Linked DNA regions of Homo sapiens: region 2 is linked to region 1. The links are chromatin loops, found by intact Hi-C in ENCODE. Cell type or tissue: transverse colon. All regions are shown on one strand. Each heading gives the region's core, and the rest is flanking DNA. Links, peaks and the distances in the headings are about the cores only. Region 1 has its middle 74 kb from the start of SLC9A6. Region 2 holds the start of LOC124905271 (small nucleolar RNA U13).

Region 1 (16,503 bases), core at 3,438-11,437:
ACTTCTTTTTCAGTGATGAAAAAATGTATTGAAAGCTCTCTGAGCACTTCTTGGAAACAAGGTTTAATTTCTCCAGATTTGTTGGAATTTTGAAGTGGTTCACTGTATGTTTAAATACAAATCCTACAAAAACTGCATGAGAAGTATTCAATTTTTGGTTGCTTTAGGAGTCACGAGTCTTTATTGCATGATTTTTTTTTTTTCTGTTCATTTGAATTTCTTATACAGCTGTGTTCCCATGTGGACTAGGCAAAAAGCATGTGAGCTGTTTTTTCACCAGAAAAAATCTGGAACACTTCTGTCAGATAATAGAAGTTGCCTGTTTTTTCAATCTTAGAGTTGGTTTCGTGTAAGAAAGCAAGATAATGGCAATTGGACCCCCGATTTTGCCTCAAAATTGGTTTTTTAACACTTTTTTGAAACTCAACAATCAAAGTTTCATTTGCTGAGGGGAACGAAAAGGTTGATATTTAAACACTCCAGTCAATCAATATTTTGCTTACTAACATCCAGTCAATAGACACTGAGAACCTCACCTGGGCTGAGCCCTGGGCCAGGCACTGGGAACGCAGAGGTGACAAAATCATAGCTTCAATTGAAAAACAAATGCAGCCAATTAAGTAAGAGCATTGCCATTGTATGAAAAGCATTACAAGGGGGGCGCTGAATGAAATTCAGATTCCTCTCCTGCTGCTGCCTATGGTGGGCAGAAGAATGGCCTACCCAAAATATCCACACCCTAATCCCTGGAACCTGTGAATATGTTCAGTTACATGGCAAAGAGAATTAAGGATGTTAATGGAATTAAGGTTGCTAATTAGATGACCTTGAGGTGGGAGTTTATCCTGGATTATTCGGGGGGGGGGGCCCAATCCCCTTAAAGTGGGAGAGCCTTTCCTGGCTATGGTCAGAGAAAGAGATGTGATAACAGAAGCAGGGTCAGCGAGATGCTACGTTACTGGCTTTGTTTTTTTTTTGTTGTTGTTGTTGTTTTGAGACGGAGTCTCATTCTGTCTCTCAGGCTGGAGTGCAGTGACAAGATCTTGGCTCACTGCAACCTCCACCTCTCGGGTTCAAGGATCCTCCTGCCTCAGCCTCCTAAGTAGCTGGGACTACAGGTGCATGCCACCATGCCCAGCTCATTTTCGTATTTTTAGTAGAGACGGGGTTTCACCATGTTGGCCAGGCTGGTCTCGAACTCCTGACCTCAGGTGATCCACCCACCTCGGCCTCCCAAAGTGCTGGGATTACAGACGTGAGCCACTGTGCCTGGGTCAGATTGCTGGCTTTGAAGATAGAGGAAGGCAGCCTCTAGAAGCTGGGAAAGGCAAAAAAAAAAAAAAAAAAAAAAAAGGATTCTCCCCTAGAGCCTCCAGAACAAACACAGCCCCACCGTCCCCTTGATTTTAGTCCAGTGGGATCCTTGTCAGACTTCTGACCTACAGAACCATCAGGTGTCAAGTGAGTGTTGTCTTAAGCCAGTGGTCCCCAACCTTTTTGGGACCAGGGACTGGTTTCATGGAAGACAATTTTTCCACGGATTTGTAGCGGGGGAGAAGGGGGGATGGTTATGGGATGATTCAAGTGCATTATTCATTGTGCACTTTATTTCTATTATTATTACATTGTGATAGATAACGAAGTAATTATGCAACTCACCATAATGTAGAATCAGTGAGAGCCCTGAGCTTGTTTTCCTGCAACTAGACAGTCCCATCTGGGGGTGATGGGAGACAGTGACAGATCATCAGGTATTAGATTCTCATAACGGGTGCACAACCTAGATCCCTTGCATGCACAGTGCACGATAAGGTTCGCCCTCCTAGGAGAATCTAATGCCACTGCTGATCTGACAGGAGGCAGAGCTCAGGCAGCAATGCAAGCAATGGTACTGGTACTGGTCTGTGGCTTGGGGGATGGGGGCCCCTGTGTTAAGCTACTAAGTTTGCAGTATTTTGTTATGGCAGCAATAGGAAACTAACCCACTGCCTTTGAGGGAGAAACTATTGTCTCTGATGCTATTTTATTCTAAGTTCTGCTCTGTGCCAGGCACTGTGTGTAGTGCTGCAGATACTGAACTGAGCAAGACCCAGACTTCAGAGTCTGGTGGGAGAGACTAGCAGGTATACAGATAACCTTGGTGTGGTGCAATAGGAGACATGATGGAGAAGAGTCCAGGTGACAAATGCCAGGCTGGAGAAGGTCCTGCCATTTCTCTGACATTAACATTAACCTAGCTCTTTTTTTTTTTTTTTTTGAGATGGAATCTCACTCTGTCACCCAGACTTGAGTGCAGTGGCACAATCTTGGCTCACTGCAACCTCCGCCTCCCAGGATCAAGCAATTCTCCTGCCTCTGCCTCCCGAGTAGCTGGGATTACAGGAGTGTGCCACTGCGCCCTGCTAATTTTTATATTTTTAGTAGAGATGGGGGTTTTGCCATGTTGGCCAGGCTGGTCTTGAACTCCTGGCCTCAAGTGATCCACCCACCTCGACCTCCCAAAGTGCTGGAATTACAGACATGAGCCACCTCACCCAGCCTCTTTTTTTTTTTTTTTTTTTTTTTTGAGACAGCGGCTTGGTGCAGTGGCCCATGCCTGTAATCCCAGCACCTTGGGAGGGCGAGGTGGGCAGATCACTTGAGGTCAGGAGTTTGAGACCAGCCTGACCAACCTGGTGAAACCCCATCTCTACCAAAAATACAAAAATTAGCTGGGCATGGTAGCAGACGCCTATAATCCCAGCTTCTTAGGAGGCTGAGGCAGGAGAATCGCTGGAACCTGGGAAGTGGAGGTTGCAGTGAGCCTTGATCATGGCACCACACTCCAGCCTGGGCAACAGAGTGAGACTCCATCTCCAAAAATAAATAAATAAATAAATAAACAAACAAACAAATAAGACAGGGTCTTGTTCTGTAGCCCAGGTTGGAGTGCAGTGCCATGATCAAGGCTCGCTGCAGCCTCAACCTCCAGTGCTCAAGTGATCCTCCCACCTCAGCCTCCCAAGTAGCTGTTTATTACAGGCACGTGCCACAAAGCCCGGCTATTTTTATTTTTTATTTTTTATAGAGACAAGGTCTCACTATGTTGTCCAGTCTGGCCTCAAACTCCTGGTCTCAAGCAATCCACCTGCCTCAGCCTCCCCAAGGATTGGGATTATAAGCATGAGCCACTGCACCCAGCCTAACCTAGCTTTAACTAGCACTTTCACATTACTCACTGGTGTAAGAATTTTTCCCAGGCCACCATGCTCAATATGTTACCAGGAGTGGCAATGTATGGAAGACATGATCATACAGGGGTTTTAGAAAGATCACTTACTGTAGCTACGGTGGAAAGGATGAATTATTTGGAGATGGGTAACAGTGGACACAGAGATGATGGTTAGAAGACTTGGTCAGGTGAGAGAGAATGGTGGCCTAAGCACAGGAATACAGTAGGGGTCGAAAGGAGGGGACAGATGCAAGAGACATCTGGTTGGTGTTGATTTGGAGACTAGCCGTAGTGAATGGGTGAGGGGGACAGGTTACAGTGATTACCAGCAACCTGGATTGGGCAAATCAGTGGATGGGGTGGTGGGAATCACAATTTTAGAAGATACCTATTAGGACCAAGAGATTGAGAGATGTAGCGGTCAAAGCACAAATCTAAATTTGTTTCTGGATCACTTAGGTAAGGGTAGGTGGAGCCCAATTAAGAAAAGAGGGGAGGGAGAGGAGGGCTAAGGGCCCCAAACAAAAAGGCTGGGAAAGGATACGAGTTTGAAAAACACCAGGGTTTGCCATCCATTCTCTCATTATAACCTAAAAACATCTGGAGCTTTTTGCTATGGGTGGTGTCTGGGGAAAAATAATTGCTTTAACCAAAGTACAATGGATGGAGGAAAAAATAAATTATTTTCCCTCCTTACGAAAAACAGAAAGCTACAGAAGTTCTCAGGGAATGATGGGTGGTGTTATTAGGAAACTTTCAAATGTACGTCACTCTGGATTTCAGTGTATTCACCTCCAGTCTGGCCAGAAGAATGAAAATATATGTTGTGGGCTCTCTAAAACACAGTTTTTAGCATTTTCCAGAAGGGTCAAGGGCCAAGGAATGAATACTGGATGTGGAAAGGAAGCCACGGCTAGTTGGCCAGTCTCTTTCTGGTTCTGTGTGGGTTTGCATGCAAGCTAAGAGACGGCTTCGCTTTTTGCTTTTCCTCAGAAGCTGTTGCAAGAGTTCTCAAGCAAATCCAATCTAGTGTCCAAGCCCTCTGGTATGCTGTTCTCAAACACTGTGTGCCACTAGCTTGCTGAAACAGTCCGTGCCTGACCTGCTGTCTTTATGGAAATTTGAACCAAATAGCAACTGTTGGGATGGAGGTCATCCAATAGGCATGGATACAAACTTTCAAAATATTGGGCTTTGCCTCACTAGAAGGAAATCAGCAAGTGACAGTATAACTGAAAAAAGAAAGCTTAGGGGTCTATATTAAGATGAAGGAAACATCTGGTTTTTGTTTTCTCAACTTTTATTAATTCATCAGAGGTGTGAGTCACCAGTACACTCAGCCAATGTTTCCAAAATGAAGTCCTCATTGCCTCCGGAGTGGCTGGGAAAAGTCACTTCAGAACTAACTTGAGAGAAAGATGATGGACAAAGAGATGTCTTTTTTTTTTTTTTTTTTAAGAAATGTAGTGCTGGTCCTGATACGTAGAGGTCTTTCCTAAAATTGCTTGTGTTAAACCCCAATTACATTCCTTCCTCGGCAGGAATTTATTTCTTCACCCAGAAACTGTAGGACTGATGTGCTGACCTAAAAAACATACATTAAACGCAGAACCTCCCCTTTACCTACAAAGGCAGTCCAGGACAAAGCTGGCTATTCTATGTAACAATGGAGCCCACAGCTCTGCTCTCATTACACTGAGCTCTGTTCTTTCTGACCCATTGGTAGGGATGTCAGTAGTGCGATTCCAAACTCTGTTTCATAGGAAACCAATGACTTGATTATACAAATTCTTCCTTCATTCCTTCTGTCTGATCTAGAAAGTCAGAGGTACATCAGGCATGCTGCCTGCACTCAAGGAGCTCACAGTCTAGTGGTGAAGATAGCCTTGTCATTAGATACATGGTTTTAGAGCTCAGCATTTATTAGATATGTGGTTTTAGAGCTCAGCATTTCTAGTTTGTAAATGTAATAGATCAAAATGGCCATTTTTTTCTTGTAGAGAACTTCATGCCATCTTTTCATTATGCCCTTTAGCAGGATCAATAGCTTATTATTAGATATTTTTGGTATTTCTCTGATTTCTCCACTGATTTTATGTGAACAAGCAGCATCTGTGCATGTAGTTTCTGTACCACGCATTTGGAGTCACTTCTAAGGATGAACAGAAGAACTTACAAGGTAAATTAAAAGCAAAAGTAACTGGCACACTGCTTCTATCTGTGCTGAGCCAGTTGCCACTTCCTCTCCATAACCCTGGTATATTATAGAACTTTTTCTTGTTGTTAGGCTAAGGAAGAAACGAAAGGGTAGCTTCAGGCCAGTGGCTCACGCCCGTAATCCCAGCACTTTGGGAGGCCGAGGTAGGTTGATCACCTGAGGTCAGGAGTTCGAGACCAGCCTGGCCACCATGGCAAAACCCCATCTCTACTAAAAATACAAAAATTAGCCAGGCTTACTACAGAGGCTGAGGGGGGAGAATCGCTTGAGCCTAGGAGGTGGAGGTTGGTTGCAGTGAGCCGAGATTGTGCCATTGCACTCCAGCCTGGGCAACAAGAGCGAAACTCTGTCTCAAAAAAAAAAAAAAAAAAAAGATAGCTTCAGATACCACTCTAATTATACAGCATCTAGAGTCTGTACTTATAGACAATGATCCAATTCTATATCAAATAAAGCACAAACCAGGTCTTAAATATTTTAATGACATGACTGAATTCAAATAACAGTGTCTAGTTGGGTAGTTCAGGACAGAAATTTCCAGCTTGTGGGCATTGTAGTTTCTTACTGTAAGATAGTCTTTATATCGTGTCCCTTGTAGTAAATGAAAACTTCAATCTTTATAAAGAAAATGATGTCATCGGCTTGCCCTTTTCTCTAGTCCCCATCAGATTGAATTTAAATATGATACCGGCAAGAACAACAGAGTAAATGATCAGTTTGTGATGCATCTGGTCCAAGGGGGATTATTTTGACAGTCTGTTCTAACCATACAAACAATGTTTCCAATAAAAAGTTTTATTAGGTGTTGTCACAGATATAAATGTTTCATAAAGATAGCACTCCAGTTGTAAATCATACTTGAAATCATTCTAAAGTCACCTCATTAGATACCAAGAAAAACTATGTCTTTCACATAAATTCTGGCCTCGAGTGACTTTAAAAAAAAGGAGCAAAGAATAAAAAAACAAAACTCAAGCCCCAGCCATCTAAGGCTGAACTTTAAGAGAACTGACAGGAATAAGAAAATTTCCTTTGTCTGTTTTTGTAATCTTTTTAAGATCATACACTTCAAACATTTCATTATCTTCCTGGGTCCATCAGATTCTCCAGAAATGATGGAAGTGGAAAAATAATCTAAACTCACTTTTTAGAAAAACTCTGGCTCATTGGCCAAGCGCGGTGGCTCACATCTGTAATCCCAGTACTTTGGGAGGCAAAGGCTGGCAGGTCACCTGATGTCAGGAGTTTGGAACCAGCCTGGCAAACATGGAGAGACCCAGTTTCTACTAAAAATACAAAAATTAGCCGGGCCTGGTGGCGCATGCCTGTAATCCCAGCTATTCGGGAGGCTGAGGTAGGAGAATCGCTTGAACCTGGGAGGTGGAGGTTGCAGTGAGCTGACATCACACCACCACACTCCAGCCTGGGCGACAGAGTGAGACTCTGTCTCAAAACAAACAAACAAAACCTCTGGCTTATTGAAGTATGATTTATATGCCATAAAATTTATCCTTTAGCATATAGCTCTGTGAGCTTTGAAAAACATAGACGGCCGGGTGTGGTGGCTCACGCCTGTAATCCCAGCACTTTGGGAGGCCGAGGCGGGTGGATCCCCTGAGGCCAGGAGTTCGAGACCAGCCTGGCCAAAATGGTGAAATCCTGTCTCTACTAAAAATACAAAAAATTAGCCTGGCGTGGTGGCAGGAGCCTGTAATCCCAACAATTCAGGAGGCTGAGGCAGGAGAATGGCTTGAACCCAGGAGGCGGAGGCTGGAGTGAGCTGAAGTGAGCTGAGATTGCAACATTGCACTCCAGCCTGGGCAACAAGAGTGAAACTCCATCTCAAAAAAAAAAAAAAAAAAAAAGAAAAAAGAAAAACACAGACATGTAACTATCACCACAATCAACAGACGAATCGGGTTCATCTCTCCAAAAACTTCCCCTGTGCCCATTTGTAGTTAATCCCTTTCCCCACCCTGGGCTTCTGACAACCACTGACATATTTCCTGTCCCTGTAGTTTTGCTTTTTCCAGCATGTCATATAAACAGAAGCATACAGCACATAGCTTTTTGCAGACCTGCACTTTTGAAATTAATGACATTGTTTTCAGATTATAAAAATAATACATGTTCATTGTGGAAAAAATTAAAATATTTAAGAAATGAGACATGAAAATGCTACCCAAAGATAACCATTGTTAACATTTTAGTGAGGCTTCTTCCAGTCTTTTTACTCTATATGCATATGCACCCACACATTCAGAAACTTTGGAAAATTGAAATCCTACTGTATATAAGATTAACTCTTTCTTGAGAGTGAAAGGCATGAGCCTAATCAATGGGCTGAGGGATAGAAAAGAAACAGGCACAGAACAAGATGCAGAGGAGTAACTTTCCAGGCTGCCTTTGGAGGCTTGGTGGCCTCTGCATTTGGTTTCCCAGGCTGCTTGCATTCACTTGTTTTAAGCAAAGACCATCTTTTATTTTTTAAAATTGTTTTGTAGGCAAAGGGTCTTGCTATATTGCCCAGGCTGGTTTCAAACTTTTGGGCTCAAGCAATCCTCCTGCCTTGGTCTCCCAAACTACAGGGATTACAGGTGAGAGCCTCCACTCCTGGCCATCTTTTTGATTTGGATGCTGGCTTTTTCGTGAACTGAAACAAACACATTCCCAGGTTGAGTTCGATGCTGGTTCCTCTGGGGACTGACAGTGCCCTGTGCTCCTCAGCTGCAGAGAACTCCTCTCACTACATTAGAATTGTTCATTTATTTTATCCATCTCCCCCACTAGACAGTAAGCCATAGGCTCAGACACCCTTGTCTCAATCGTCTGATTTCCCCCAGTGTTAGGTATACTGCTCAGCAAAAAGTAGATACAGGAACCTACCAAGAATGTGAGGGATGAACAAAGGAGCGAATGAATGAACAAACCAAGATCAAACATTCCCTTTACTGGACTAGTGACTGCCACTCATTTTCTTCTCTTCTGCTTTACCCACAGAAGAGGAAAAAATACCTTTTTGAGCATTACTCTGGTGGCTGTCACAGAAGGGGTGAATTCTGCTTTCAAATGTTTTGGCATTTTTTTGACTCACAGCTACACAACCTGACAAGATAGCCAACTAGCTACTTCTCATGTTTCTGTGGCATGCCTCATGCACTGCTCCATGGAGCCGACCAAAACCGTATTGGCTGGGAGATGTAAAGTGCCAAAAACGGACCTGGCAAGGAGAAAGAAGAGGCGATCTGCTTGGAGTTGCCATTGGTGGGCACACAAACCTGTGAGTGGCTCGTGCGTGCTTCTCCATGGCCATGCAAGCTTTTGCCCTCCCTGCACTTCACAGGGCTGGGAGAGAATGGAAAGTCTATGTTTAAGATCAGGGTAAGCTCACGTCTGTAATCCTAGCACTTTGGGAGGCCAAGGCGGGTGTCTCACCTGAGGTCAGGAGTTCGAGACCAGCCTGGCCAACATGGTGAAACCTCCTCTCTACTAAAAATACAAAAAAAAAAAAAAAAATTAGCCAGGTGTGGTGGTGGGCACCTGTAATCCTAGCTGAGGCAGGAGAATTGCTTGAACCCGGGAGGAGGAGGTTGCAGTGAGCCGAGATCCCACCATTGCACTCCAGCTTGGGCAACAAGAGTGAAACTCATTCTCAAAAAATAAAATAAAATAAAATAAAATAAAAAACAGGATAAGTTGAGAAAGAAGAAGGTAAGGAGAGGGAGAAAGGGAGAATTACAACAACAGAATTAAGGCCATTGTCATTTTCCCCTTTGATCTGAATCGTCAGCTATTTCCCGCATGTAATAATAATAGCGGTTGTCTCTTGTTGAAGCACCTAATCTGGGCCAGGCACAGGGTTAAGCCCTTTATAAGCATGGCCTCATCGAATCCACAGAACAACTCTCTGAGCTGAGTGCCATTGCTATCCCTTTCTTGCCGATAAGGAAGGAACTGGGGCTCAGAGTGGTTCAGCGAAGGTCCAAGATCACACAGCTACTTAGCACAGTGCCTGGCCTACAGTGAACACCCTGTCAATGGTAGCTGTCATGGCGATTATTACTATGATTAATCATAAGAAATGGCTGGTGCCACCATCGGCTCAAAGCAGACTGAAGTCTCAAGGCCCAAAGCAGGCTCTGAGGTGCAGACTCCCGGGGGCCTGCTCAACAGGCATGAGGACCTCGACTTCCCTTTGTGCTTCTTCAAGACTTGGGATGGTGGCTCCTTGGGTGGTGGGGAAAATGATGCCATACTTGTGTCTGGCTCCTTCTTGGTTCCCACAAATGTCCTTAACATTTTCCATTTTCTGAGTGGCTTTTGTGAAACTGCTCTGATGTGGTTGACAGAACTTATAGTGGGATCCAAGTCAAGCCTTCCTCCAGAGGAAAGTTGGAAGCCTTTAAGGGTCTTGTCAGTGCTCACGTAGCCCACAGCCTCCTGCCTAGCATTGGCCAAGGCCAAGGCTTCCCGGCAGTCAGCTCTGGATCACAGCACACTCATTGATTCCTGCGCTGTTTCCGGGGGTGGGAAATCAATCCCCTATCGGCCTGGCTTGGGCTTGCTGGGCCTTTTCTCCAGGGAGAGTTTCGCTGGGGCCTCTGATCTGCACGTGATGCTCTTCATGGTTCAAGGGCTGTCGTGTCCAACTCAAGATGATTTCCTTTTCCGTGTTTTCTGCAGCTTTTTTTTTTCAGGACCCTAGAAAAACTTTGAAACTTAAAATTACTCGTGTGCCAGGAATTCCCACAGCCTCCTTGTGAGGGGTAGGTGAGCACCATATGCTGTTTATACAAAAATAAATGGCTTCCCCCCATGAAGCACATGGGCCCAAATCACTGGCTAACCCCCTTTTTACCTTAGCAGCTGGAGCAATGGCCCTCTGGATGAGAATGCGTACGCAGATAGAAATTTGGCTCTAAAAAGCCCTGAACAGTTTGTTTGTACAAGAGCTTGGTCTCCTAGAGAGGCAGGTGGTGGGCAGGCCAGTGTCCCTCTGTGGGACTAGCTGAAGAAAGCAGGAGAAGACCAACATGCAGTGCTGGACAATTACCTTGTCCCTCCCCGGGGCGGACTTTCAGGGAGGTCACCTCATCTTAATCACCACTTCCCCAACATCATGAGCCCTAGGACTGGGTGCAAAGGAGGGGTATCTCTCTTTTTGAAATTAAAATACTTGAAGTTATCGCTTCACTTGGGCAATAGATGTCTATTAATTCATTCCTCAAGCAATTATTGAGTACTTACTATGTGCACATCTGAAATTGTACCAAGTGCAACTCCAACCACTTGCCCCAGTGCTGACCCAACAACAACACTGGGCCAAAACTAAAAGTTTGGAAGTGATGGAGGCTGCAAGTTGACAGCCTGGGCAGCTAGAGAGTGAAAGTGTCAGTTGCTGCATTTCGATGGGATTTTATTCAAGCATGTATTCATTCATTCATTCATTCATTCATTCATTCATTCAACCAAGATTCATGAGTGTCTACTGTGTGCCACATAGTGTGCTAGGCACTAGGGATATCAGAAGGGAGAATGCCAGCTGTAATCAAAGGGAACTTCAGATAACAGTAGCTAACATCTACAGAGTGTTTATGTGTGCCAAGCACCATCATGAGATGGCTTCTCTCTTTTAATGCTCATTCCAGCAGTGGCAAGGAGGTCCAGACAGATGGGGAAACTGAGGCTCAGAGATTTTACTGACTTACTCAAAGTCACATAGCCAGAAAGTGGCAGAAGTTAACTTGCAGAATCCAAGTGAGCCCAAGGGCCTGAGGTTGTGTTCTTTGCTGGTTACTACACATTACTGTACATTACTGCCTGCTGCAGGGATTAGCTAGCTGCAGCCCACAGGTCGAGTCCAGCCCATTGACTGTTTTTGTGCTGCCTGAGAGCTAAGACTGGTTTTTGTATTTTTAAGTGGTTGTAACAAATCAAAAGTATATTTTGTGACACATGAAAATTATATGAAATTCACATTTCAGTGACCATCAATAAAATTTTATTGGAACACAGCCATGCCCATTCATTCACGTCTTGCCTAAGGCTTTTTCACTACAGTGGTAGAGTAGAGCAGTGGTGATAGACCTATGGCCCGCAAAGTGAAAAATGCTTACTATCTAGCCCTTTACTGTCACTGACAGAAAAGGAAACAGATCTCAGCCCATCTCTGAGTTCAGGTGGTCCCCAGAGCCCTGCCTCCCTATCCCAGCTCTTCCTCAGCAACTCAGAAAGACCACCGGGGAGACTTGAGTGAGCATTTCAGATGATGGCTGCCTTTGAGTTATTTCCAGCACTTCCTTCAGAGTCTTTGAGGCTGAAATGTTTAGGGTGGTATTAGGTTTTTCATCAAATGTTTAGATGAAAATGTAGACAGCCGACTTGGGGTTATTTGTGAACAAAGCCCTAAAGGCAAATCTTATTGGTTTTTGCTGAGAGGTGCCAAATTATCTCAGCCTCCACTGGGAGCTGCTTGTGGGGCCTTATATGGGCATAATCTCCTAAGCCAGGCTTGCCTCACTCTGCGGCATGGTTGGATCCACTTTTAAGGTTATGTGTGAACATTTCTTGTCTTCCTGTTTGCTCAAGCTGTGGGGAACTTGGCTTTTGCCACACTTTAAGGGAACATAAATGCTGTCCACTTTGAGCACGTTTCATTTGTATGTCAAAGATGACAACTGCCTTCCTTTTGGAATTCTTCTCCCTTTATATTTGTCTGTAGGTGGAAGGAAGCATTTTTGTAAGTGCTGGAGTCGGGGAGATGTCGCTTCATTATCCTAGTTGCTTCCTGGGATTAGTGTGTCTGAAGAGATGTTGATAAAGGAAACATTTACTGTGTGTCTATAGGCAATGAATGTGTCTGAGGCATTCCATGGGCGTTAGCTTACTCAAACCTTGCAAAATGCCTTCACTCACTCTTTCAACAGGTATTTATTGAATGCCTACTAAATGCCAAGTCATGTGGTAAGCCAAGACAGTAATGGGGAGAGCTACTCCAGACTGGGAAATCAGGAACGGTCTCTCAGAAGACATTTAAGATGAGGTCTGAAGGATAAGAAGGTGCTGGCTGGGAGACTCTTCGTAATTGGATTGGAAATCTTGGTGCAGACATTTGAGTTAAGAGAGTTAATGAAAGAACTGCGCCAGCAACTCAGTTGACCAGAGCCCCATGCTGAGGAACCCAAGGCTACTGGGGATTTTGTTCTAGAGACCTCAAAATGGAACCCTAACCTAGGCTTGCCCTGGAAAATATAGCTCTGGTCCAAAGGAGATCAGCTGAGCAAGTGAGGCTCCCCCCACTATTGGACACCAAATTCTGCAAATGTTTATGGGGCTGTTCTCATAAGCCCAGCACTACCTAGGTTTTGGGAATCCAGAGACAAATCAGAGAGCAAGGAGCTCAGGGTCTAGTGGAGGAAATAAGTCATATAATCAAATAAATGACTCGACGATGTACTAGGTACAACAAAAGAAATATGTATAAGATCTCAAGGTAGCACAGAAGAGGGGGTGCTGAACACACTTGGGAGGCCCAGTAAACAGCCAAGGGAGGCTAAATTTTGAAGAGCCAGAAGGGCCCTTCCAGAACAAGAAACCTGCATGACCAAATGCCCAGAGACACAAAGCCACATGCCAGAGGCTTCATGCCACTGGGTCTTTGGGGAATAAGAAGACCTGTTATTTTCGAGCCTGAAGTACAAGGTAGAGAGTAGTGGACATTGAGATTTCAGCAAGGGCAGTTCAGGGTGAGCTTTGGGAATAAGTGTTTCGGATTTGAGCCACACTAAAGGTATGTAAACACAAGAAAGGAGATGTCTGTGTTAACTTGCCTTGATAATGCCCCTCTTGTTACCCAATCCCACTGGTTTCAACTTCATCTTCTGGGAACCTATGGTATTTCAAAGACACTGCCTGATCCCTTTCTAGACAAATTTTATGCTTTTGGAAGTGGCATTTCCCCGCTAAGTACTTTATACTGTTTTCTTACAACTTTGCAAAGCATCTGCCATATGGTATTTCTCCCAAGTGAGAGATTATTGCCTCTTTATTGGAGGGGGGGAGCTGAAATGAAGTCATCTGTCCACTGAAGTGACAGCTGCAAGCAGAGATGTACTCTCTAGGCAGCAGGCCTGCCGTCAGAGCCCAACCCGGTGCGCCTTCTCCAAGAGCGGCTGTCCCCTCCCAGCCTCCTGTCGCCGCTTTCCCTTTCTTCTTGCTTCCTGTTATATAAGAGCATTTTTGCAGAGATGAGCTCTGGGCTTGTTCTGAATATTTTAGGTGTCAAACATCCTGTTTTTCTCTGAGTAATGTGACCCTGTCAATGACCCACTGCATTTCAGAATGACATCATGGGATTCAACCGAGAATGGTTGAAGAGAAGTGATTATGGGAGCTCAGGGACCTCTGCTTGCCCCTTTACCTTTCAGCAAGTTGTTTGGAGATGTCAAACAAGAAGTCTGCAAATGAGTGTCTGCTTTGCACAAGAGCAGGGGTTGGCAGACTAGGAACTGCAGACCAAATCTGGCCCACAGAGCAAATCCATTCCCAGCTGATTTTGCAAATAAAGTTTTATTGGCATTCAGCCATGCTCATTTGTTTGAGTATTGTCTAAGGCTGCTTTTGCACTGCAATAGCAGAGTTAAGTTATGTAACAGACCCCATATGGCAGGCAAAGCTGAAAATTTTTACTATCTGGCCCTTGCAGAAAAAGTTTGCTGAACCCTGCGCTGAAGCTCTCTCCTCCTACACCCTAGGAAGAGGGCACATGGATTTAGCGTGCTCTCATCCCATGACTGAGTACCCGCCCATTCCTTTCCCCTCTTCCCCAAACACCTGATACAACAAAAAAGGTAAAGGTTGATTTTCAGCAAGCATATTGGGGCTTTCGTATGTATTAAATGTCATCAGAACTTGCACATTTATTAAATGTGTTGCCTTTCTAAGAAGTTCCCTAAAGAAATTGCACACACTTAGGCTAGGCACGGTGGCTCATACCTGTAATCCCAGCACTTCTGGAGGCTGAGGCAGGCGGATCACCTGAGATCAGGAGTTCGAGACCATCCTGGCCAACATGGTGAAACCCCGTCTCTACTAAAAATACAAAAATTAGCTGGGAGTAGTGGCACACACCTGTAATCCCAGCTACTTGGGAGGCTGAGGCAGGGGAATCACTTGAATCTGGGAGGCGGAGGTTGCAGTGAGCCGAGATCACGCTATTGCACTCCAGCCTGGGTGATAGAGCAAGACTCTTGTCTAAAAAAAATAAAAAGAAAAAAAAAGAAAAGAAAAATGAAATTGCACACTTATTCCAATGTGGCTGCCAGTGTGCCAGACATTGCAGGGAGTACTCTTCAGAGCCAAGCTATGTGACACCTGAGAAAATCCACTTCACCTTCTTTTTGGACCCAAAGTAGTGCAGCCTTGTTGGAACATCTGCCTAGTTGCCATGGATCAATGTTGGCTTATTTTTTCAAACAACAGCAAATTCAGCACTAAGGATATTCCAAGGAATTGGTTGCATGTTCTGAGGTTAGTTCCTTAAAAAGTGCTCAACATACGATGTCTTCAGAGGCAAGGTATCTTCACCCAAGGACTTGAGAGTCAAAGTTAGACTTTGGAAACAACTTTTGGAATTGTAGTGCATGTTTTCAGCATTTGGGCCATTCTATGTCTTACAAAATGAAATGTTCAGTGTGTGGCTCTCTCCTCTCTATTTAGGGACTGTATCCATACTTCAAAGGACTTTACCATCTGTCTTGTATTTCCCCATCTCTTCCCAGCTGCTGTTAGTGGATTTTGCTATGGCATGGTGCATTGTACCCATTTGGCTAATAATGGCATGAGCTGAGGGTTGAGGAAGCCCTCTGCTCAGTTCCGTTTATCACAGCCAAGTTTGGATAGGAAAGAGTCCCCTAGGAGCTGGAATGTGGTATACTATGGATGGGCATGTCAGCATTCACTGGCCCTGCTCATATCATGGACCACAGTGTGCTCTGGACTGCGGGGTGGAGGCGGTGTGGAGTTTGGTGGTTTTAGAAAACCGTGAAATGCCTACTTATTGCTCCACATTTTTGCTTTCTCATTTTCCTTAAGCCCATTCCACAATGAGGGTATTGGTGTGGTCACTCCTGAAGCAAAAAGATAACAAGTTGCTTTTCAGCTTTTTAGCTTTTTTGGTCATTTCTTACTTCTTTTCCTCCCCGCCTTTGCATCCAGAGCCACTGTCTCCCACACGAAGCGTCTTAAATTTTTATGAGCTCACAGTTGCTTCACTGATTTCTGTGCTGCCAGAGTCTGAGATGCAGGACTCAGCGGGGACTTGCTCAGATCTGTTTGTGTATATACTTCCCACTAAACTCGATGTGCTTGCATGAGTGAGAATAATCAAGTGCATTACTCAGAAGCAAGGAAGAGTAGGGCTGGAGCCACAAGAGCAAATCCCTCCCCAGTTCTCCTGGATTTGCACCACCCCACCTCACTACCCAGTTCTGGATCAATCAGAGGTAGCTTGGGTTGAGAGGCTCTTTTGTTCTGAGTTTTTTTTTTTTCCTTCAGAGACCAGAATTTAAGCTTGAGCTGCTTTCTCGCCTGGGGAGAGGAGTGGGACCCAGTCCTGATATTATGGGGCCCAGTCTTTGTGTCTTGGTGCCCAAAAGAAAGCTGAGACCCTTAGACCACTCATGGTGCAGAGAGAGGAGCTGGTCACACCATATATGTGTGTACTACACATTTCTTCATGAACATATATGCCTTTTGCACACATGGTGACTTGGTCCCACTGGACCTTTCCAAGGACAGGAATGATGTCTTCTATTGTTTGTGCAACATCACACATAGACTAGTGTCTTGGACCAGAGGACACATAGTCTGCTTAATTGTCTACAACAATATGTAAATAGCAAGCAAGTGGGACTTTGAGGCGTTTGTTTTTTTATTTTGAGCTTAATTTCTATTCTGGTAGTACTTAATAATCAAGTAATTTGTCTGTGAATCCTCCAAGGGTCGAATCCCACAGGACTTCCATCAATCAGCCAGCATCCAAAGGAACTTGTGCTTTGTTCATAAAATGCCTGGC
Region 2 (16,503 bases), core at 3,030-11,029, 76 kb after region 1:
ATGTAGTCTTGCTCTCTCGCCAGGCAGGAGTGTAATGGCGTGATCTCGGCTCACTGCAACCTCCACCGCCTGGGTTCAAGTGATTCCCCTGCCTTAGCCTCCCGAGTAGCTGGGACTACAGGCGTGTGCCACTACGCCCGGCTTTTTTTTTTTTTTTTTTTTTTGTATTTTAGTAGAGATGGGGTTTCACCATGTTGGCCAGGATGGTCTCCATCTCCTGACCTCATGATCTGCCCACCTTGGCCTCCCACAGTGCTGGGATTACAGGTGTGAGCCACCACACCTGGCTGCCTGGCTGATTTTTTTTTTTTTTTTTTTTTTGCATTTTTAGTAGAGATGGAGTTTCACCATGTTGGCCAGGCTGGTCTCGAACTCCTGACCTCAGGTGATCTGCCTGCCTCAGCCTCCCAAGGTGCTAGGATTACAGGCGGGAGCCACTGCGTCCAGCCTCAATCCTAATATATTTTAAAGGTTTTGTTGTATTATGAAGGTAAATTGCACATTATTAATAAACAAAGCATAAAGAGAAGGAAGCTTGAGCTTTGATCAGCCATGATAATATCTTTAATTTATTTTGGTATTCCAAGAAACTGTGCCAGTGCTTGCCACATAGTGAGTCCCAATAAATATGTGTTGAATAAATGACAAATAGTTTCACATCAAGAAGGTGAAGTGAGCATATGCCTAATTCTCCCCACATTATTTCAAACACATAGGAATGATCTAGAAGGTCTTGAAGATATTTAAAAGTACATAACCGTCAACTGTGAGAGGAAAACTGAAAATTGTCACAGTCCAGAACAGAGACAGAAACTAAGAGTGGAGAGCTAGGAGCAGTCTAGGATAGGGCTTCAAGTCCATGGGGGAAATTCCGCCAAACTTGCCCAGTATGTGGTAGGAGGCTGGCACCAGGATCTCTGTGTGAAAGCAAGGTTTACAGCTGTGCTTCCCACCTGGTCTGCCTCCCACTAGGATTGGACCAGAATCTCCTGCTTGTCTGAAGCAGCAGCTGAGGCAGAAAACTCAAGCTAACATAAGACCTATGCCTGGTTTGTGCCATCTGAGTGTGGGCATTGGAACTGCTACATCTTACAGGAAGAAGCCCTGATCTGAGCTTTTGCTAACTCAAGGAGCCAGGACTGGGAGAACCGAGAAACCACCTCCAAGGGGATGGGCATGCAAAAGAAAATTCCCATAGAAAATTAGGTCCCAAACAAAACGATAACATCTATGGGGAAGTTGGGCACCACAAAAAGTGGCCAGAGACCCAATATCTGAGGATATGAAAATAACGGAATAACCTAAAAAGGACTTTCAAGCAAGCATATTTAAAATCTCCAAATTTGGCCAGGCACAGAGGCTCATGCCTGTAATCCCAGCACTTTGGGAGACCGAGGTGGGTGGATCACCTGAGGTCAGGAGTTCGAGACCAGCCTGGACAACATGGTGAAACCCTGTCTCTACTAAAAATACAAACATTAGCTGGGCATGGTGGTGGGCGCCTGTAATCCCAGCTACTCGGGAGGCTGAGGCAGGAGAATTGCTTGAACCCAGGAGGCGGAGGTTGCAGTGAGCCGAGATCATGCCATTGCACTCCAGCCTAGGCGACAAGAGTGAAACTCAATCTCAATAAAAATAAAAATTAAAAAAAACCCTCCAAATTTTAAATTAAAATTCAATTTAATTTAATTTAAATCTTGTGTTTGCAAGTTGTGAAATACTATATATAGTATTCTACCTTTTGTATAAGAAAGTAGCTAATATCTGCAAAATATATTTTGCAGGAAGGATAAGCCAGACATTAAGGAAGTTGATGACCCAAAAGGAATGGGTGGGAATGGGATGTGAAAGAAAGCAATGGCACTTCTCTAAGTATATTTTTGTATATTTTGTCCTTTAATTATGTTAATATTTTACATATTCAAAAATAAAACTGAATATGAGAAAAAATGAAAATGCAATATAAACAAATAACTGCATATCACACTGAAGATGTAATTATGCAGTAGAATAAAAAGAATTCGTCCACTAACTTTTGACACAGCAATCTCATTGTGCACATTCAATAAGATATATTATATAGATAAAAATAATGGCAAAGCAACCTTGAACATGTTAGTGGTTTATTATTGATGTCAACACTGCTGCTGTAGCAATTTGAAGCCATTTTGTGTATCACTGGACTCAGCAAATGAGTAAATAGGCTGAAAAATGCATAAATACACTGGAAGTTGGGATTCTCACTGTGGGAAAGGGGAAATACAAGTTATGTTACAGGGGAGGGAGTGGAAGAACCATGTGATGTTGGACTGGAATATAGCTACTAGTATGAACTCAATTCTATTTATTTATTTATTTGTTTTGAGACTGAGTCTCACTGTGTCACCCAGGCTGGAGTGCAGTGGCATGATCTCTGCTCACTACAACCTCTGCTTCCTGGGTTCAAGCGATTCTCCTGCCTCAGCCTCCCGAGTAGCTGGAATTACAGGTGCATGCCACACGCCTCGCTAAATTTTGTATTTTTAGCAGAGATGGGGTTTTGCCATGTTGGCCAGGCTGGTCTCGAACTCCTGACCTCAAGTTATCTGCCTGGCTCACCCTCCCAAAGTGCTGGGATTACAACCGTGAGCCACCGTGCCCGGCCTCATGATTTTTTTTTTTTTTTTTTTTGAGGCAGAGTCTCGCTGTTTCACCCAGGCTGGAGTGCAATGGCACGATCTCGGCTCACTGCAACCTCTGCCTCCTGGGTTCAAGCGATTCTCCTGCCTCAGCCTCCTGAGTAGCTGGGATTACAGGCACGCACCACCACGCCCAGCTTTTTGTATTCTTTAGTAGAGACGGGGGTTTCACCATGTTGGTCATGTTAGGTTTGAACTCCTGACCTTGTGATCCACCCGACTCGGCCTCCCAAAGTGCTGGAATTACAGGCATGAGCCACCGCGCCTGGCCGGCCTCATGATTTTAAAATGTACTTCTGTCTAGTAAAAGGGCCTAGAATCAATGACATCCCAATGGCAGTGAGCACACAGCACCTAGTTCTTGTACAGTAGTCCTCCCTTATCTGTGGTTTCATTTTTTGTGGTGTCAGTTACCCACAGTCAACCACAGCCCAAAAATATTAAATGGAAAATTCCAGGAATAAACAAACCATAAGCTTTAAATTGTTCTGAGTAGCATGATGAAATCTTGCACAGTCCTGCTTTATCCCTCCCAGGACATGAATCATCCCTTTGTCCAGGATGTTCATGCTGTGGTTACTACCTGCCTGTGCCGGTTATCAGATTGAATGATATAGTTTGTACAGGGTTTGGTACTATCTGTGGTTTCAGGCATCCACTGGAAGTCTTGGAATGTAGCCCCTGAGGATAAGGGAATGTTACCCAAACACCAGGGGTTTGGTCTAGGTACTGCTGCTCACCACACAGAGAACCAATCACTGAGATGATGATTATTGCCAAGGAAGAAGGCTTTAATTGGGTGCTGCAGCTGAGGAAATGAGAGCTCAGTCTCAAATCCATCTCCCAGACCAACAAAAACTAGGGGTTTATACAGCAGGCAAGAAATGTAACAATGAGTAAGAAAACAGAAACTAGGGAGGGGCCAGGAAGCAATCATGATGAATAAGGGGTCCGACATCTCATTGTCTCCAGGTGGTGATGTGGTGAGTTTCAGTTCTTTGATACTTTTTTTTGACAGAGTCTCATTCTGCTACCCAGGCTGGAGTGCAATGGCAGTATCATAGCTCACTGCAGCCTCCACCTCCCAGGCTCAAATTATCCTCCCACCTCAGCCCCCATGGGTAGCTGGGACTACAGGCGTGCATCACCACACCTAGCTTATTGTATTTTAAATAGAAACACGGTTTTTTTTAAGTTTTTCTTTTATTATTATACTTTATGTTTTACGGTACATGTGCACATTGTGCAGGTTAGTTACATATGTATACATGTGCCATGCTGGTGCACTGCACCCACTAACTCGTCATCTAGCATTAGGTATATCTCCCAATGCTATCCCTCCGCCCTCCCCCCACCCCACAACAGTCCCCAGAGTGTGATGTTCCCCTTCCTGTGTCCATGTGATCTCATTGTTCAATTCCCACCTATGAGTGAGAATATGCGGAGAAACACGGTTTTGCTAGGTTGCCCAGGCTGTCTTAAATTCCTCGACTCAAGTGATCTGCCTACCTGGGCCTCCCAAAGTTGATCCTTTTTTTTTTTTTTTTTTTTTTTTGAGAGGCCCGACAGCCCTTTCCTGAGGAAAGAACTCAGATAAACAAATACAAATTTCAAGCTTGGCTGGGCGTGGTGGCTCATGCCTGTAATCTCAGCACTTTGGGAGGTCAAGGTGGGTGGATCACCCGAGGTCAGGAGTTCGAGACCAGCCTGGGCAACATGGTGAAATCCTGTCTCTACTAAAAATACAAAATTAGCTGGGCACAGTGGCAGGTGTCTGTAGTCCCAGCTACTCAGGATGCTGAGGCAGGAGAATCACTCGAACCCGGGAGGCAGAAGTTGCAGTGAGCCAAGATCACGCCACTGCATTCCAGCCTGGGCAAGAAGAGTGAAGCTCTGTCTAAAAAAAAAAAAAGTTTCAAGCTTTGAGACCAGAAGTGTCTGTCAATTTCTCTGTTTATGAAAAAAAAAAAAAGTATCTATGGGGCTATTGGGTTGGTTTCAGGGGGACTACTATATTCTGAATACCACCTGCCTCAGGTGGGGGTCTCTGGAAACAGAAGCTGTGATGGAGTATAAAGTACAAGATGTTTACTAGAGATCAACCAATGTATACCTATGGAAGGACCGAAGGAAGCAGGACTGAGAAGAGAAAGATGAACTGTGTTGCGGACCTCAACCAACCCAGCAGGGCGCTCTGGTACAAGTATTTTGTCCCAATAGAGTGTCCCAAATGGGGCTGAAAAGCCAGGCCTTTTACTTCTGTCTCAATCACTAGACGTAGGTGGCCCCGGAAGGGCATGCACCTAAGTGAAAGTGTTTTGCAGCTGAGGCAGACATTGAAGGAGCAGACAGCTGGAGGCTGCCCGCTGACCACACTCCCGATAGATAGGCAGCAAGCCCTTTCTACTTAAAATTTAATTTAATTTAATTTTATTGTTGTTGTTGTTTAGAGATGGAGTCTCACTAGGTCATCCAGACTGGAGTGCAGTGGCACAATCCTATTTCACTGCAGGCATGACCTCCAGGACTCAAGTGATCCTCCCACCTCAGCTTCCCAAGTGGTTGGGACAATAGGCGTGTACCACCATGCTCAGCTTCAAATTCTTTCTTAAGATGATCTGGGTGGCACATGTTCATGTCTAAAACACTGTTCCCACTCAAAGGAACTAGATCTCCTTAGAGAAGTGGCTGATTCCATGTCCAGGGCAAGGGAAGAACAAAGTGCGTCTGGAACATCTGGTAATGTGAGGAAGCAAGGAATACTCGAAAATCGATAAGACTCATGTTAAAAAGATACAGGAGGCTGAGTGTGGTGGCTCACGCCTATAATCCCAGCACTTTGGGAGACCAAGACAGGTGGATCACTTGAGGCCAGGAGTTCGAGACCAGCCTGGCCAACATAGTGAAACCCTGTCTCTACTAAAAATACAAAAATTAGCCAGGCGTGGTGGCACCCACGTGTAATCCCAGCTACTCTGGAGGCACAAGAATTACTTGAAACAGGGAGGCAGAGGTTGCAGTGAGCCAAGATCGTGCCACTGCTCTCCAGCCTGGGCAACAGAGTGAGACCCTGTCTCAAAAAATAAATAAAATAAATAAGTAAATAAACAAACAAATAAAGATACAGGAGCCAGCTAGAAGGGGCTCCCACTAGCCAAATTTGGGACAATTTGAGCATCAAAATGAATAAGGACAGGAATGGATTGTAACATACTGAATAAAAAATTCGGCCAGGCATGGTGGCTCACACCTGTAATTCCAGCACTTTGGGAGGCTGAGGTGGGCGGATCACAAGGTCAGGAGTTCGAGACCAGCCTGGCCAATATGGTGAAACCCTGTCTCTACTAAAAATACAAAAATTAGCCAGGCGTGGTGGCATGTGCCTGTAGTCCCAGCTATTTGGGAGGCTGAGGCTGAAGAATCGCTTCAATCCAGGAGGCGGAGGTTGCAGTGAGCCGAGATTGTGCCACTGCACTCCAGCCTGGGTAACAGAGCGAAACTCTGTCTCAAAAAAAAAAAAGAAAAAAAGAAAAAAAATAATTCATGGGTCCATACTGATACTGTAGAAAAAAGTTCAAAAAAGGATAGGGGAGAAGAAAAAGATCTTTTCTTTTTCTTTTTTTTTTTTTCAGGCCAGATGGGTAAGATGCCAACGTCATAACAAGGTTCAAGGGTGGCACATCTCACACATGTGCATGAACACCCAATCTTCATGCTCATGAACTACAAAAAGATTGAAAAAGCTCTTCTTTATAGGAGAAATCCAACTAATAAATGTAGGATAAATGACAAAAATAGAAAAGCATTATTTTATAACCACCATAGTTAACTGATTCAAGCAAAAATCATCAATGAATGCTGAAACTATCAGGTGAAAACATACTGAGAAATAGAATATTTACACCCTCTCAAAATGTTGTTGAAATGGGAAAAGTTCCCTTATCCCTCTCACAGAGCGTGCGATGGAGGTGTGGCTCGCTTCTTCGGTGCCTCACTGCTCAAACTTCTAGGAGAGCATGCAGATGGGCAGGTTGTGGGGCTCCGACCCCACGGCAGTGGCTAGGAGCGAATGTTCACAGCTCCTGAAGCCCCAGTGGGCGTGTATTACAGGATGCTCTTTTAGTTTGCCATCTATAGGCGACCTGTGCTAGCTCAATTAGACCCCCTTCTTTATCATAAGGACAGAGGGATTTCTGTATCCTGGGGTTTCTTGCCTTGGTGTACCAGAAGAACCGGATCACAAGTGAGCTTGGAGAATGAATGCAAGGTTTTATTGAGTGGAAGTAGCTCTCAGCAGATGGGGGAGCCAGAAGGGAGAAAGTTTTCCCCTGGAGTCAAGCTGCTCAGTGGCCTGGGTTCTCCTCCAACCACCCTGACCAAACTCTATGTCATTCCGCCAGTTGAAGGCCTGCCGGCGTGCCAGCATCTGTCTTGTGCTCTTCCACTGGCGTGCTCCCCTCGACATCCTCTCAACGTCCAGTCACTTGTGTCTTCTTCTGCCAACGTGTTCCTTTCAAAGTCCAGCCACTTGTGTGCCTGCCTGTTAGGGTCTCGGGGTTTTATAGGCACAGGATGGGGGTGTGGCAGGCCAGGGGGGTCTTGGGAAACGCAATATTTAGGCAGGAAAACAGATATGCCAGTCCTCACCTAGGTCTGTGGACACAGGCCTGGGGGTGGAGCCCTAGCCAGGGACCACGCCCTTCCCTTCCCAGCACTTCCCTGCCCCCCTTCCATATCATTACTTCACAGATTACCTATTAATTCTAAGGCTAAAGGAAACTCTTACAATGGAGAAGTCTGATAGAAGCCACCTGAACTCAGTGATCAAACCTCACATTAACAATAATGGGACAAGGTGGCATTATGTGCCCTCTGATGTGGTGCACTAAGAAATATACAACATCACTTCTGTTGTATTCCTGCCAAAAATGGGAACGGTCACAAATCCAAATTGAGGGACATTCTGGGTGAAAACAAACAAACAAAAAAACTAACCTGAGCTCTTCAAAATGTCAATATCACAAGAACCACCTCACCCCAAAAAAACAGCTTGGAAATATTCTAGATCAAAGAAGGCTAAAGAGACTTGACAATAGTGTGATGTTTGGTTCTTTTTTTTTTTTTTCACTGATGCCTCAAATTCCTAGTTCAAGGGAACCTCCTGCCTCAGCCTTCTGAGTAGCTAGGACCACAGGTGTGCACCACCACATCCAGCTAATTTTTAAAATTTTTGTAGAGATGAGTTTTTGTCATGTTGACCAGGCTGGTCTCAAACTTTTGGGCTCAAGCGATCCTCACGTCTTAGCCTCCCAAAGTGCTGCGATTACAGGCATGAGTCACTGTGCCTGGCCAATCCTTGATTACATTTTGGATTTTAAAATGCTATGAAGTATATTATTGGAACAACTGTGAAAATTTGATTTCAGATGTAAATTTGATATTATATCAATGTTAAATTTTCCAAGTATGATTATTATACTATGGTTATGTAGGCATATGCCTTTGTTTTTAAGAGATACATGAAGTATTTAGGGATGAAGTGTCGTATCATCCAGAACTACAACTATCAAATAGCTCATCAATAGATAGGTATCGACATACACACAAATAAAGCAAATGTGAAAAATATCAACAATTGATGAATGTAGGTAAAGGGTATATAGGTTTTTATTATGCTATTCTTGCAATGTTTCTGAAGGTTTGAAATATTTCAAAATAAAAGTTGACAAAAAACAAAAGTGCAAACAAAAACAATTTTCCAGAGATTAAAAAATATAAAATAGAATACATAAAACAATAATAATGATTATTAAACAGGAGCCTGCAATAAGAAATCCATTGGAAAGAAAGAAAAAAGTTGGATAAAGAATAGAAAATACAGCAAAATCAACAAAAGTTGTTTCTTTGAAAATATCAACAAAATTGACAATCCTTCAGTTACGACGACCAGAAAAAAAAAAATTGAGGACTCAAATTACTAAAATCAGAAATAAAAGAAGAAAGTGTATTATTACTGACCTTACAGAAATTAAAAGAATTATATGTGCTGGGCACAGTGCCTCACACCTTTAATCCCAGCACTTTGGGAGGCTGAGGCAGGAAGATCGCCTGAGGCCAGGAATTTGAGACCAGTCTGGGCAACATAGTGAGACCCTGTCTCTACAAAATATTAAAAAGTTAGCCAAGTGTGGTGGTGAGTGCCTGTAGTCCCAGCTATTTGGGAGGGTGAGGCAGGAGGATCGCTTGGGCCCAGGAAGTCAAGGCTGCAAAGTGAGCCGTGATGGTGCCACTACACTCCAGCCTGGGTGACTGACAGAGACTGTCTTAAAACAAAAGAAAGCCAAAAAAACCAAACTGGAACTAAAATCGCGGAGAACAAAAACATTAGAGTTGGGGGTGGGGTGGGAGAAATTACCTTGTTTGGGAGAAGGATGGAGATAGTGATTACATTTGGAGTGTATGATATAAATAGAATGCATGACTTCTAAAATGACTGGGGTGACAGGGAGAAGAGATGAATAAAGAATAAAGCTGGGCATAGTGGCTCACGCCTGTAATCCCAGAACTTTGGGAGGTGAGTGGGGTGGATCACTTGAGGTCAGTTGTTCGAGACCAGCCTGGCCAACAGGGCAAAACCCCATCTCTACAAAAATACAATAATTAGCTGGGCATGGTGGTGCACGCCTGTAATCCCAGCTACTTGGGAGGCTGAGGCAGGAGGATCATTTGAGCCTGGGAGGTGGAGGCTGCAGTGAGCTAAAATCGTGCCACTGCACTCTAGCCTGGGCAACGGCACAAAGCCTAGTCTCAAACAAACAAACAAACAACAACAACAACAACAAAAAACCCCAAAAGAATAAAGCCAGAAGATTGAGTCAAACAGACAAACAAAAGTTGCAGAATGATATAGACTAATGGTACCACTAATGTACACTAAATATAAAATCATGAAACAAAACCAACTCAGAATAGTGGTTGACTCAGGAGAAAGAAGGGGATAGGACTGGAGACAGTAGACAATATTAAATATTTTATCTGCAATATTCAATTCTTTTATTTTCCAAAAGAGAAACAAAGTAAAAACAACACAATAACAAAACAACAACAACAAAAAACTTCTTATTGACCAAGTCTGAAAAAAAATAAAAAACAGAGAGACAAAAGTAAATATAAACTCTTAATAGTTATGGATTCTGGGTAGTGGGAGCATGAGTTTTATATTATTTTTTGTACTTTGCTTTTTAAGAAATGTCTGGGCCAGGCACGGTGGCTCACATCTGTAATCCCAGCACTTTGGGAGGCTGAGGGGGGCGGATTGCCTGAGGTCAGGAGTTCGTGACCAGCTTGGCCAACATGGTGAAACGCTGTCTCTACTAAAAATATAAAAATTAGCCGGGCGTGGTGTCAGGCGCCTGTAATCCCCCCTACTCGGGAGGCTGAGGCAGGAGAATCGCTTGAACCTGGGAGGCGAAGGTTGCAGTGAGCCGAGATCACGCCACTGCACTCTAGCCTGGGCAACAGAGCAAGATTTCATTTCAAAAAAAAAAAATGTCTGAAAGCCTAAAAAATAGATGGGGAAGTGTGCTGATTAGATTTACAGTCCACATTTATTAATTTCATATGTAATCTTGGCCTAATCATATAACCTTTTTTTTCTTTTTCTAAAGACTGTAAAAAAGCTAAAGATAGGCCGGATGTGGTGGCTCACGCCTGTAATCCCAGCACTGTGGGAGGCTGAGGCAGGCGGATCACGAGGTCAGGAGATCAAGACTATCCTGCCTAACACGGTGAAACCCTGTCTCTACTAAAAATACAAAAAATTAGCCAGGCGTGGTGGCAGGCTCATGTAGTATCAGCTACTTGGGAGGCTGAGACAGGAGAATGGCATGAACCCGGGAGGCGGAGCTTGTAGTGAGCTGAGATCATGCCACCGCACTCCAGCCTGGGCGACAGAGAACGAGACTCCGTCTCAAAAAAAAATAGCTAAAGATAATCCATCGTACTTGTGTAAAAATGGGAATGTCAAGATGGAAAGGTGGAGAAACAATCTAACGTTTCCTGAACACCTACTATCTGTCTGATGTTGTGCTAGGTTCATTACATGTGGTATGTAATTTAATTTCATTCTCACAATAATCCTGTTACTTAGATAATACTAGACCTGAATTGCAGATGTAGAAACTGAGATAAGGTAAATTAAGTCATACTGGGGTACACATAACACGGGGGATACATGAAGAATTTCCAGGAGTCCGTGGGCACAGTCAGTTGTGAAGAAATCAATTTTTAGACCCTTAACTTTTAAAAAATGATCTGCCTGAGAAAGCTGTGTCTGAGGCAGGTGGATTCTCCTTTTCCTCCTCCTTTTTCTCAACAGCCCTTCTCCCATTTTACAAAAGAAAGACAACCCCTTTCTCCATCACTAATCTGACTTTGATGTATTGCCGCAGGGGATATAAACCTCCCCGTGCCAAACAAAGGGAGAAGCCAAAATAAGGGTGTTGTTGTGGAAAGATGAGTGAACCTGAACGCTGCATAACAAGACCTTTTGCAACACAGGTGGTTTCCAATTCTTTGTCTTCAAAAAAACTTCTGAAGGATCTAATGGAATTGTCAACCAATAAATCATTAAAATTAATTTTTGACAATAGATTCAGGATGGGATGGGATTTCAGTTACATAACTCAGAAGAAATACAAAGGTTTGTATGGCAACACTGTGAGAAACGTCCTTCTACTTATTTATGTAAACAAAGCTTCTTAGCCTTAATATTTTTAAAACATGTAAAAAGTCAAAATAACATTGATACAGAGCCCTGTCTCATTCTAACCATAAACAATATTTATCCACAAATGGCATGAACTAATTAAAAAAGACTTCATCCATGTCTAAGAACTACATTTCCAAAAAAGTTTACATTGTGCATTTAAATTATTTTTCAAATCTTGTTAAATATTTAAGTTATTTTGATTAATTGTGTACTAAAGATAACTCTATCCAGAAAACTTTTTTATATTCCACCCCGTAGAAAACTTTTTTTTTTTTTTGTGAGATGGAGTTTCACTTTTGTTGCCCAGGCTGGAGTGCAATGGCATGATCTCAGCTCACTGCAACCTCCGCCTCCCAGGTTCAAGTGATTCTCCTGCCTCAGCCTCCCTAGTAGCTGGGATTATAGGCATGTGCCACCACGCCCGGCTAATTTTGTATTTTTAGTAGAGATGGTGTTTCTCCATGTTGGTCAGGCTGGTCTCGAACTCCTGACCTCAGGTGATCCGCCCACCTCGGCCTCCCAAAGTGCTGAGATTACAGGCGTGAGCCACCGCGCCTGGCCTAGAAAACTTTTAACACGTAGAACTTTATGGTAAAAGAATTTTAAAAATGTAATTTATGTACATATTTGCATTGCAGAGATGTATATAGAGTGATGAAAAACAGACTTACACGTGTAAAATATATTACATTAGTACAAAATTCTGTGAAAGAAGTGAAGGAGATATGACTTAAAGAAGAAAAAAGGAGCAATGTAAAATTTCCAACTGTTAATGAAGTTAATCATGTATAATATTTAAATGGCTAATGGTGGGTATGAAACAACTACTCTATTTAAATTTAATTGGATAGAATAAAAAAGTGATGTAATCATTTTAGAATGTCAGTATATACTATATGCCCCAAATAACTTCGTTTTGTAACTATTTAAACATTGGATGAAAAAGTTTAGATACCAGCTTGTAACGTGAATGGTAAGGTAAGTAAAATGTCTCACTCACTATTGTGTACCTAGTGCACCAAGCACAGGGCCTTTCTTATATTAGACAACCACATAAATTATTTCTAAACTGAATGGCGTGGGGGCACACAGGTTTTCAAAATTATTTTAGGGAGCATGTGAACAAAAATGTTTGAACACACCTGAGTTTATAACTTACCCTGGGCCACACCACCAACCAAGGCCAAGCTTAGACTTGAACCCATGTTTGCAAGATTCCAAGACTCCAAGACTCATGGTGCTTAGACTATACCTGAGGGAGATAAAGGATGCTATGAATGTTGGTCTTAATTATTAACTCCATTCTGCTTAGAAATAATTTATTTGGTTGTCTAATATGAGCAAGGCCCTGTGCTTGGTGCCACTAGGTATTAGGTTGGTGCAAAAGTAATTGCGGTTTTAATACGCAATAGTGAGTAAGCATTTTACTTACCCTCAAGAAGCTGAAAACTTTACATGAGAGATAAGCTGCCTTCATAAAATCTTTAATATAAGATTAAGTGTAATAAGGGCAAGAGACATTTATGATACGTACTACAGAAAAAGAGAGAGAAGAGAGGCATGGTGGTGCATGCCTCTGGTCCCAGCTATTCAGGAGGCTGAGGTGGGAGGATCACTTGAGCCTGGGAGGCTGAAGTTGCAGCGAGCCGAGATCGCGCCACTGAACTCCAACTGGGTGACAGAGTGAGACCCCGTCTCAAAAAAAAAAAAAAAAAAAAAAAAAGCAAAGAAAAGAAAAAGAGAGAGAGAGAGACAGAAGGGTTTGAGCAGGTTCCAACATCAGATAGACAGATCTTTGTAAAACAGGTAAAATTTGGACTGTGGTAGAAATGGGTGAAAGAAGGTAGAGAGAATTCATTCACCCATCCCTCCATTCACCCAAGAACCATTAATCAGAGACATAGCAACCAAATGTAATAAATGGGCCTTTAAAATTCGTGGCTGGCACAATGAGATGTCTCCTCACCCCAGTTAGAATGGCTATTATCAAAAGGACAAAAATAACAAATTCTGGGAAGGATGTAGGGAAAACTGAACTATTGTAGATGGTTGGTGGGAATGTAAATTAGTACAACTATTATGGAAAACGGTATAGAAGTTCCTCAAAAAGCTAAAAATAGAACTAGCCTATAATCCAGAAATCCCACTACTGGGTATATATCCAAAGGAAACAAAATCAATATGTCAAAGAGAAATGTGCACTCCCAAGTTTTATTGCACTATTCACAACAGCCACAATATGGAGTCAACCCGTGTCCATCAACAGATGAATGGATAAGGAAAATGTGATACACACACACACACACGCACACACACACACTGGAGTACTATTCAGCCATAAAACAAAAGAATGAAACCCTGTCATTCACAGCAACATTATGAGCTTGGAGGACATTATGTTAAGTGAAATAAGCCAAGAACAGAAAGACAAATACTGCATATTCTGACTCATATGTGGAAGTTAAAAACGTTAATCTCATGTAAGTACAGAGTAGAATAGTGGTTACTAGAGCCTGGGAAGGGTAAGGGGAAAGGTAGTAGTGATAAGATGGTTAATGCAAACAATGTTACAGCTAGATGGAAGGAATAAGTTCTGGTGTTGTATGGCACTGTAGGGTGACTATCGTTAACAATTATTGTATATTTTCAAAAATCTAGAAGAGCCAAATTGAATGTTCCCAACACAAAGAAATGATCAGGCCAGGCACAGTAGCTCACGCCTGTAATCCCAGCACTTTGGGAGGCCAAGGCGGGCGGATCACCTGAGGTCAGGAGTTCGAGATCAACCTGGCCAACATGGAGAAACCCCAAGTCTACTGAAAATACAAAATAATTAGCCAGGCATGGTGGTGTGTGCCTGTAATCCCAGTTACTCGGGAGGCTGAGGCAAGAGAATCACTTGAACCCAGGGGCAGAGGTTGCAGTGAGCTGAGATTGCGCCACTGCACTCCAGCCTGGGGACTCCGTCTCAAAAAAACAAAACAAAACAAAACAAAAAAAAGATCAGCATTTGAAGTGATGGGTATGCTAATTATCCTGATTTGATCATTACACATTGTATACATGTATTGAAATATCACACTGTACCCCATAAAGATGCACAATGATTATGTGTCAATTAAAAATAATAGTAAAAAAAAAGATTATTTCTTGACATGGAAAGATGCTTATCATTAAACAGATTACCAGGTCGCCAAAATAGAAATTGTTTGTATCAGGGGTCAACAAACATTTCCTGTGAAGAACCAGTAAATATCTTCAGCTTCGTGGGCCATATGATCTCTGTCACAACTACTCTGTTCTACTGTTGTACTGAGGAAGTAACCACAGATAATATGTAAACAAATGAATGTACTTGTGTTCCAATAACACTTTATTTCTTGACACTGAAATGTGAATTTCATATGAATTTTACATGTCACAAAAAATACCCTGCTTGAAATAAATGAACTGTAAAAACATTTGGGAGACATCTGGAGAATTCAGAATCCTGACTGGGTATTTTTTGGTATTAAGAAATTTTCGCTAACTGTTCCTAGGTGTGATGATGATATTGTTCTTATGTTCTAAAAAGGAGAAAAGCATCTTTATCTTTTAGCCATATGCACTTAAGTATTTCTGGATGGAATGATATGATGTTTTGCATTTGATTTAAAATAATCCGGTGTATGTGTGTTGGAGGGAATTGGTAGGAGAACTACAATTAAAACAAAATAAATCATGTGTTGATAATTTCTGAAGTTGGGTGTTGGGTGCATGGAAGTTCATTACATTATTTTCTCTATTATGTATATGTTTATATTTCACCACAATGAGTTTTCAACATGGCGAAACCCCATCTCTACTAAAAATACAAAAAATTAGCCAGGCGTGGTGGTGGGCTCCTGTAATCCCAGCTACTCGGAAGGCTGAGGCAGGAGAATCGCTTAAACCTGGTGGGTGGAGCTTGCAGTGAGCAGAGATCAGGCCACTTCACTCCAGCCTGGGCAAAAGAGTGAAACTCCATAACAACAACAACAACAATAACAACAAAACAACAACACTATTATAATTTAATGCTTACCATGTTCCAAGAAACTGGAAGTATAAACAAGGAAAATACATTGCTTGCCCTCAAGGAGCTTATGATCTGCTGGGGAAAACAGACACATGAAATGACCAGGTATGTCACGATTACCTATCGGCATGAACCAAATGACCAAATGCCACGGGAGAACTGGATTCTGCCTGAGTTGGTCAGGAACGGCTTCAAAGAGACGGTGAGGTTTCACTATTTCAGAAGTAGAATTTCTAGGACTTGATGACCTACGGGATGTGAAAAAGATGGAGTCAAAAGTAATAGCTTTTACTTTGCCCACGTGGGTGGGTGGTGTGCCATTAATGGAAACAGGAAATACGGGGGGGGGCGGGGAGGGGGCGGGAAGAAATAGATCAGGGTGGGGGCAGGCAGGGGAGAGTTCAGCCTTGGACCTACAGGAAGTTGTTGAAACTGCTCTAGGCAGAAGGTTACTTAGTTACCGCAGTAACTAAGGTTTCAAGAGGGGAATGCACAGGATGTTTTTGGAGATCCTTCTAGATCCCGGACTAAGAGCCTACAGGCTGGGGAGAGGCAGGAGGTAAGGCTGGCTGGAGAAGTAGATGTGTTCTCTGAGAGCTGTTTTGGGCTCCACCATTGACAGGACACGTGATGATCATGAAATGGAGCCACTGTTTCCCTGTGGATTCCATTGACAAAGTCAGATGAAGGTCTTAGCACCACTTTGGGGGAAAAATAACTAACCTGAAAGAAGCAGCCACTTTGGATGACTGTAATAAAAGTGATGAACAGTCTTTTTTCATTGTTTTGGAAGTGGAGTATACAGGTTTGGATTGTGGGCTCTGGAAATATGCTGCTTGGTTTTAAATCCTGGTTCCAAGGTTGCTTAAGCCTCGGTTTCCTCATCTGTAAAGTATCTCATATAAGAGTAAATAAAATGATGTATGCAAACTGTCCATTACATAATACATTTTCAATAACTTAGAATTATTAGTTCTAATGGTACTTTTTGAAGAGAA

Evidence for each region. Peaks named below come from ENCODE experiments on the same cell type or tissue, not always from the same donor. Only the 100,000 strongest peaks of a DNase experiment are listed, where the experiment ranks them.
Region 2: a loop joins it to region 1, with 9 times the contacts of the local background. A loop is called at or near these places in 16 of 110 quality-filtered maps.

Annotation. Positions count from the first base shown.
Region 1 is chrX:136,051,589-136,068,091 of GRCh38, forward strand. No RefSeq gene overlaps it. Among named protein-coding and RNA genes, the nearest start is that of SLC9A6, 74 kb to the left of the region's middle. In transverse colon, for the core only: no CTCF peak of the experiment used is centred there; no DNase peak of the experiment used is centred there; H3K27ac peaks cover 6,963 bases.
Region 2 is chrX:136,128,008-136,144,510 of GRCh38, forward strand. LOC124905271 (small nucleolar RNA U13) reads right to left here and starts at 6,413; the gene lies at 6,310-6,413. RefSeq lists an enhancer at 15,385-16,503. In transverse colon, for the core only: no CTCF peak of the experiment used is centred there; no DNase peak of the experiment used is centred there.